Regions from separate parts of the Homo sapiens genome. Here regions 1 and 2 are each linked to region 3. Evidence: chromatin contacts called from ENCODE Hi-C data. All regions are on one chromosome and are shown on one strand. Each heading gives the region's core, a stretch centred on a gene start or an enhancer-like site at or near the end of the contact. The rest is flanking DNA. Distances are from core to core; before and after follow the strand shown. Region 1 overlaps MIR181A1HG (MIR181A1 host gene). Region 2 overlaps LINC02789 (long intergenic non-protein coding RNA 2789). Region 3 holds the start of DENND1B (DENN domain containing 1B).

Evidence for each region. A loop is a pair of places that touch in the nucleus more often than their neighbours do. Pooled maps may share reads with other maps.
Region 1: a loop to region 3 is called in a map of CD8-positive, alpha-beta T cell, with 2.5 times the contacts of the local background. The contact joins the enhancer-like site here to the promoter of DENND1B in region 3. A Hi-C loop is called at or near these places in 1 of 168 maps with a recorded cell type or tissue (CD8-positive, alpha-beta T cell), 3 of 37 single-sample maps with no recorded cell type and 4 of 50 pooled maps.
Region 2: a loop to region 3 is called in a map of natural killer cell, with 9 times the contacts of the local background. The contact joins the enhancer-like site here to the promoter of DENND1B in region 3. A Hi-C loop is called at or near these places in 1 of 168 maps with a recorded cell type or tissue (natural killer cell), 3 of 37 single-sample maps with no recorded cell type and 7 of 50 pooled maps.

Annotation. Positions count from the first base shown.
Region 1 is chr1:198,918,531-198,921,240 of GRCh38, reverse strand. All of the region lies in intron 1 of MIR181A1HG (MIR181A1 host gene), which reads left to right. Among named protein-coding and RNA genes, the nearest start is that of MIR181A1HG, 18 kb to the left of the region's middle. RefSeq lists an enhancer at 1,297-1,386. Within about 2 kb of position 1,405, at least 5 of the 41 ENCODE cell types and tissues checked have a DNase peak (open chromatin) inside an H3K27ac peak, as active enhancers do; they include CD8-positive, alpha-beta T cell, where a contact is called at or near this core.
Region 2 is chr1:199,171,044-199,173,743 of GRCh38, reverse strand. The region is part of intron 3 of LINC02789 (long intergenic non-protein coding RNA 2789); the gene reads right to left. The region is part of intron 1 of LOC107985243 (a long non-coding RNA gene); the gene reads left to right. Among named protein-coding and RNA genes, the nearest start is that of LINC02789, 24 kb to the right of the region's middle. RefSeq lists an enhancer at 149-198. Within about 2 kb of position 1,288, at least 4 of the 41 ENCODE cell types and tissues checked have a DNase peak (open chromatin) inside an H3K27ac peak, as active enhancers do; they include natural killer cell, where a contact is called at or near this core.
Region 3 is chr1:197,774,068-197,776,815 of GRCh38, reverse strand. It overlaps DENND1B (DENN domain containing 1B), which reads left to right and starts at 1,336. Exons shown (of 23, transcript NM_001195215.2): 1 at 1,336-1,677. The coding sequence starts at 1,661. RefSeq lists an enhancer at 119-168 and silencers at 543-837, 1,129-1,328, 1,479-1,988.

The DNA.
Region 1 (2,710 bases), core at 156-2,655, 1.1 Mb before region 3:
TTAGAATTATAAAAATAAACACTAAATTGGCCAGGCACAGGGGCTCATGCCTATAATCCCAGCACTTTGGGAGGCTGAGGCAGGTGGATCACTTGAGGTCAGGAGTTTGAGACCAGAGTGGCCAACATGGCAAAACCTCATCTCTACTAAAAATATAAAAATTAGCCGGGCATGGCGGTGTGCACCTGTAGTGCCAGCTAGTGAGGAGGCTCAGGCAGGAGAATTGCTTGAACCTAGGATGCGGAGGTTACAATGAGTCAAGGTCACACCACTGCACTCCAGCCTGGGCAACAGAGTAAGACTCCATCTCCAAAAAAAAAAAAAAAGGAAAATAAAAAATAAAAATAAACACTAAACTATGTTTAGTGTGATATTATAATAAAATCTAGAGTTTTTAAAATGAGACTCCAAGAATTAATCAAATGTATCAGTTTCAGAAAAAAACCTGCATTTCTGTATCAATATTTCCTATGACATTCTTAGGGCATTTTATTAAATCCCATAATTACTTCTTTCTCTGATAGTATGTAAAAAATGTTGTTATTAGTTTACTAAAGTAATATTTTCCCCAGTTCTTAAGGATGTGCATGCCATGAAAGAAAAGAAAATCACCAAGCAGGGACATTTTCTATGTGATCAAAGAAGTAGCAGCTGCGGTAGGATGTTTGTTCCAATAAATGTACAGGCCTTTGGAAGAGTTCAGATATACTACAAATAACACTGGAATCTTAACATTCATTCATGTCATTCTCAATGTTTCAGGATCTATCTTCATCAAATCAATGATATCATTGAGAGTTTAGATGGGCATAGCATAAATACAATTAGCATAACCACTGACCACATGATCTGATCCAATACACTATGACGTATGATTTCCTCAAGAATCTTCAAGATTAGGACGGTGCTCCTTTTGACACCCTATGCCACATAGCTTTTTCAGCAAACCTTAGACCTAAAAACTAGTGGTTTCAGAATCATTTCAGAGCAGGAGAAGTGGTAGGATGCCATGATGCTCTTGGAGCTAGACAGATGAAGACAGAATACTCTCATCAAACTGTAAATTCTGGAATGGCTTGGACTCTCATAGCAGCAGTAGTTTATGGAACCACTGATTTTAGAAAATTGGTCATCTGACACCCTCCAATTGACAAGTGAGTTCTCACCACTTGTCATGTTAAAACTTGGGACTACATTTCTGAGATTCTTGTTCTTACCACTGAAGCTTGATACTAATTCCATCCCGTTCATCAATGTCACCATCATTATCTTTTTATTTCTCTATATGCCAAACAAATGTGAAAGAGCTTAGTTTGATTTTTTACTGATCCACAATTAACCTGAAGAATACAGGCGTGCCTCAGAGATTTTGTGGTTTCAGTTTCAGACTACTGCAATGAAGCAAATATTGCAATAAAGTGAGTCACATGAATTTTCTAGTTTCCCGGTGCATATGAAAGTGTGTTTACCCTATATGATAATGAGTTAAGTGTGAAATGGCATTATGTAAAAAAATTGCATATCTTAATTTAAAATATTGTTAAAAATGCTAAAGATTGTCTGAACCTTCAGAGTTGTAATCTTTTTGCTGGTTTTGGGTATTGCTTCAATGTTGATGGCTGTTAACTGGTGAGGTGGGTGGTTGCTGAAGTTTGGGATGGCTGTGGTAATTTCTGAAAATAAGACACCAGTGAAGCTCAGCACACTGATTTACTCTTCTTTTCATTAAAGAGTTATCTGTACCATGCAATGCTGTTTGGTAGCATTTTACCCATAGTAGAACATCTTTCAAAATTGAAGTAAGTCCTCTCAAAATCTGCATCTGCTTTGCCAACTAAATTGATGTAATATTCTAAATCCTTTGTTGTAATTTCAACAATATTTACAGCATCTTCACCAGGAGTAGATTCCACCTTAAGAAACCACTTTCTTTGCTTGTCCATTAGAAGCAGTTCCTCATTCATTAAAGTTTTATCATGAGATTGCAGCAATTTAATCACGTCTTCAAGCTCGGCTTCTAATTCTTGTTGTCCTGCCATTGGCACTACATCTGCAGTTACTTCCTCCACTGAAGTCTTGGAACTCCTCAAAGTAATCCATGAGGGTTGTAATCAACTTCCTCTAAACTCCTGTTATTATTAATAATTTGACCTCCTCCTATGAATCACAAATGTTCTCTACGGCATTTACTATGATGAATCATTTTCAGAAGGTTTCCAATTTACTGAGATCCCTCAGAGGAATTACTATCTGTGGCGGTGATAGCCTTACAAAATGTATTTCTTAAATAATAAGATTACACCTTGATCCATGGGCGGCAGAATAGATGCTGTGTTAGTAGGCATGAAAACAACATTAATCTTCTTGCATTAGAGCTTTATCAGAGCTCTTGGGTGACCAAGTACATTCTCAATGAGCAGTAATATTTTAAAAGAAAATTATATTTCTGAGCAGTAGGTCTCAATAGTGGGCTTAAAATACAGCATGTCAACCATACTGTAAATAGATATGCTGCCACCCAGGCTTTGTTGTTCCATTTATAGAGAACAAGTGGAGTAGATTTAGCATAATTCCTAAGGGCCCTAGAAATTTTGGAATGGTAAATGAGCATTGGCTTCAAATTAAAGTCACCAGCTTCATTAGCTTCCAACAAGAGAGTCAGCTTGTTTTTTGAAGCTTTGAAGCCAGGCATTGACTTCTCCTCTCTCAC
Region 2 (2,700 bases), core at 39-2,538, 1.4 Mb before region 3:
GAACACATTTTATGTTTCTCTTCCCAGTGCTGGCTTTCACTTTGAATGCTTTAAAAGTGTCTGACTTCACACTCTGAACAGAGCTACTGGGAGTGTTTTAGATGCTACAGAGTGACCTACTTTAGATTATCTAAACTTGAGGTGTGAGAAAAAAATTAAAATCAATTTTGGTAACTAAAAGGAGGAAGTAGAGGTATAGAAGATCACAGAAAGCTGTTAGTTGCACTTTCATGCTGACAGTCTGTGGGAAGATCCAAAGAACCATCTGTTTGTAAAGTCTCTAGGCATGTTTTAACAGTCATGCATACAGGCAGCCTTAGATAATCACCACAAAAAAAGATTCTATCACACTGACATCATTTAGGAGTACTAATGGTATTTGAAATCATATAAGAATAGGCTTAAAAATGAAAGGTACACATAGTCATGTCTAAAGTACTATACCAAATTGTTTTTTGAAGTCTGTTATGAACATACTATTTGAATACATTTTTGATGTTTTATTATGCCCTATCATCTTCATCTACTTTTATGGTTAGCTTTTTATGGTTCAATTCCATTCTGTCTCCTACTAGAGCTTTTATTAGTCATGAGAGATGAGGCTATACTAAAAGAACAACCTCAAAAATCTCTATAGCATAAAACAAAAGATTTTGTTTGTACTCCTGCAAAGTTCCGTTAGTGGGTATTCTCCTTCATTTGGTGTGTTGGGGTAGCCTTAAGGATGGCCCTACAGTCATCCCTGACTCCTTGTATTCATCCCCTCTATATCTCCTTGACTCATCTTGTATTCTTGGATATGGACTGGACTTATTGACTCACTGCTAATGATTAAATACTCAGAAATAATAGGTTGCACTTCCAGTAGTAGGTTATAAAATGACTGTGGTTTTCATCTTGAGAACACTTTCACACTTTCTCCTGAATCACTTACTTCAAGGAAAGTCACCTGCTGTGTTAGAAGGGAATCCTGTAGAGAGGTACTGGTTGCAAGGGACCAAGGCCTGCCAGCAAACCTAAGTGAGCTTGGAGGTAGGTACTCCCTCACCACAGTTGAGCCTTCGGAGGAGACTAGAGTCCCAGAAAACAGCTTTGCAGTAACCTTATGCAAGAATTTGAGCCACAGGCCCCTAGGTAAACTATGCTACGGTTCTTAACCCACAAAATCTGTAAGATGATAAACATCTGTTTGGGAGTAGTTTGTTACACAGCAATAGATAGGTAATATGTCTGGTAGCTTGGGAATCCAGGGGCTTTCCACTTTGTGATTCAACCATAGCAACATGAGACTTCAAATTTGCCCTCGTGTGGAAAAGAGATCTTGGAAAATCCACTCTTGAATTGACACACATCATTTGCACTTACAGTCCATTGGCTAGAACTAGTCATGTGGCTCAAACCTAACCTCAGGGAGGCTGGGAGAAATAAAGGAGGGCATGTAATTCTCTGTGGATATCACTCTCATTATCACATTTGCTCCATCCCTTGTCAGACATTAAATCAACAAACACTTTGAAAATTGCAATGTTAAAAAAAAAAAAAGAAAGAAAAAACATTTCTCAATCCTGTCACCTCATTAAGTTAAAATCCCTAGTTATTCCCTTTATTGCAGTGCTGCTCCTCATAAGAGACAAGTCCAGACAATCTTTCTCTCCTTGCTCTATCTCTATACGCTGCTGAATCCTATGGACTGGACTTATCTGACTTCTACCTTCAAATCTAAAGAATATGATTGTTGAAGATTTACAAGACTTTTTATATTTAAAAAATGAAAAATCTTTTCTGAAGCCCTCATCCTTGACCTCTGAGGCTCTTAATGCAAAATTTATACCAATCTTGTTAGAATTTGTATTCCCTTTCAATTTTTGTGATATATTTTATTATTTCAGTCATTGGAGGAGTCATGCTGGTGACCATTCTATTAATAAATGCAGCATCACCTCCCATTCTTCTCCAATTATATTGGTTTTACTTATTTGGCACAAATATAAGCAGGAAAGGGGAAAAGTTACTTAACATGTCTTTAAAGCATATTTGAGTTATTTTACTTCCCTGATTTCCTGTCTATCAGATTCTAGGATTACTTGGAGTAACAGTAAAATTATCGTTCAATTATTAATATATTGTATCACAAACTATTAAATAGTAAGATAGATTTTTTCTTTTTTTCCTACTTTCCCAAATTTTCCAGTGATGATAATGAAAATAAGCTGGCATCATATTCCAAGAAACAGTGAAAGGTAATTAAACAATGACCTAAGAAAACTATCGGGGAAAGCACCTATTATTTGTCATAAAGATATGTGTTAGATTTACATAAACATATTTTATTATTTAATAATTACAGAATGTTTAATTGGTATATATCATGTGTTTAACATATCTGTTAAAATTGGTTTATTGAATCCAATTTGGTTTGTGTAAGTCTGAGGAAAAGAGTTCTGAAGGGGTATGCTAAGATATCTCCTATAAAAATGTTTCTGATATGACCTTTATATTTTTTCTTTTTCACTTTTTGTTATTCCTCTTGTCCCCTTTAGTATAGGGGCTCCCAAATGTTCTGACTTTGGCCTTATCTTCCAGTTCTCTCTTCCCTTAGTGATCACATCTTCACAGCTTCAAATGACACTGCTCTGGGTATAAGTGTCGAGTGTGAATTGCTACTCTTGACCTCACTCCCAAGCTCAGAGCCTGATTTCC
Region 3 (2,748 bases), core at 87-2,586:
GTTTCCCAGTTATGGCCCGTCCTCATTTTTTACTAACAGGCCCATGGCTATACAATATTTCTGATCCTGTTGACCAAGTAGTACCCAATTTTGGCAAGAAAGTTTAAGGTTATATAACTGAGTGCAACTTCAGGTTCTCTGACTCTTGAGTTTTTTAATTCTTAAGACTCCTTTTCTGACTTTTATGTCTTATGACTCACACTACATTCATACCACATTTGGTTTCCTCTCATCATCTTAACTTCTGCATGAATAAAGTCTGAAGTAACCACCTTTTGGAAGAAACACTGTGGCTATGTGTCAAGGGTGGCAGTGTTAGCTGGGAGAAGGCCTTTCCCAGAAGATCTCTGTGTAAGAGCCTGGCCTTCCACAGTCATTTGAATGTCCATCATAAGACTTTTCTACCTGTCTTCTCAGTAGATCCTAAATATGAGACAGCAGAGGAGGGAGACAGGCAATATGAGGTAGAAGTAAATAATCAGCATCAGATAGACCTGGTGTGAACTCCAGCTTTGCCATTACTCCCTGGTTTCTTCATCTGTAAAATGCTGATGAAAGTATCTATCACACACCTATGACAAGTACTGGGTGAGAGTGCACATAACCTGCTTCACATGTGCTTTAGGGCTGTGTAAATCAGTCCCTCCCACGCTTATTCAGTGGTGCCCTCTCTGAACTCGCCTAAACTGCCAGACTATGAGGCCTGCGACTATGTACATGTGTTCAAAAGTTAGTCCTTGGTTATCACTGCAGTCTGTGGTATAGGAATGTCTGCCTCCCACATGCGCAGACAAGTGGGGCACTACCATTTGGCTACTTGACAGGGCTATTTAGCAGGTGCACATGTCTGAACATTCCTGAATCAGGAGGGGGTAGCTCTGGATTTCAGAGAGCTGTAAGCAGGCCACAGCTGGAGTGACGCAAGAGCCAGGGGCATCAACTTGAGCTCTGAATTTGTAGTATGAAATGAAAGGAACCCAAGTCCGTGTGTATGTGTGTGGAAAACACTGCAGGTCGAGGTACTTTTCCAGGTACTTCGCCCTTTGTGGGGTTGCAGCCCCGACGCCCTGGAATCTGGACTGGACCCAGAAAGGAAGCCGGTTTGGTTCATGCTGAGGACACAGGGGGCACCTTGCCTTTCTGGCTAGGTGGCAAAGCGGTACGTGGGCCATCCCAGCAGGCACTAGCGCTCCCCCTGCACCCTCTGGCCGCCCGGGCGCGGGGACCTGGCCCCCGCCTCCTCCACAGTCTCCGACTTGCGAGCCGCACGGCCCAGGTGAAGCCGCTGGGCGCGTCCCCGCGCGCCCCTTCCCCCTCCCGGCGACTTCCTGATTTGCAAGAAGGTGCAGGAGCCGCAGCGGGCGGCCCCGGTCGCAGGAACTGAGAGGCCTCAGCTTTGGTGGCGGCTACCGGCGGAGACGGGGGCGGCGGCCACGCCACCGCTGCTGTCACAGAAAGGCTCTGGTGGGTGGGGTGGGAGGCGGGGAAGTGCCGGGGGCGCAGCCGACATGGGCCCGCCGCCACGGCTGCTGTGAGCAGCCTCTTTCCCTGTGTGGCCGCCGGCGTGGGCGGGGACGGCGCGACCCTCGCGCGGCCGGGCTGCGGGCTTCCAGGCCAGCGCGCGGGGGCCGGACGGACAGCCCCACACCGACATGTAACCATGGACTGCAGGACCAAGTGAGTGGGGGGGCCCGGGCGCGTCGGGGGCGGGCGTCCCTCGGCGGCCCCTCCCAGGCCAGCTCGGCTCCTCCGCGCCTCCGCGCTCAACCGGCTCCCCGGGCGGCCGAGGTTGGCCGGGCGGGCTGGGGGTGCGGTCCGGCCCCCAAGCCTCTGGCCGGCCGGCGGGACGGCGCTAGGCCGCAAAGCCTGCCCGCCCTGCGTCCCCGGCCCTCCGTGGTTGGCGCGGCTCCTCCCGGAGAGGCCACTAGCGCCTTGTCGACGCCCGCCTTTCGGGGGACAGGGGAGGCCGGGCGGCCCCTGACACCGCCGCTGAGGGGTTCTCGTGCTTCCCCCGAGTGTGTCAGATGTGACTCTCCTGGGGCTGCCTGTGTGCGTGTGGTGTCCGGGAGGGAGTCAGCGTTGAGGTTAAGAGGTTATTATTCCGAGTGCTCTCTGAGCATTAAATATAACCGGTGTTTTCTTAAGTCCGTTTGTTACTTTTGTCTTGGATGTTTTCTTATGATTCTGCTTATAAAATTAGATTGGTCTCTGGTGTTTCTTTATGCAGCAACTGTAGATGCATGGTTCTTGCAAAACGGTATCCAATTAGAGGGTACTTTTATGTGTGTGCTAAAGTATTTATCAACGACTACTTTGCTCAGGAGATTAGGTAAAAAGCAATTTTAATAACGGTGGTGATTTTGTTTCTAGGTATCTTAGAGGCATGAGTTTTATATTTTTCTTCTGAAACTTAACTTTGGAAAGAATTCCTTTTTACTTCGCTTACCCACCCTTTACTATCTCCTTCTCAAAAAGTTTAAAATAATGCCATGTATATTTGTATTATTGTGAAAGGCCGTTTGAATTTCACAGAAGTAAAACTGAGTCAATATTTAACTTTTACACCTAAGAGAAATTCTAAAGAATATTAGGGAAAGAGGGAAATTATGTAATAGAATTATTTTCTTCAGTGTGTTTGACATCATGGTGGGCAGGGTAAGTGAGTAAAAATAGTATGCTTCTTGACATTAATTGTTTTAAGAGGGAGGAAGTCATCTGAGCCCAGATTATTCCCATTGAAACAAGTTA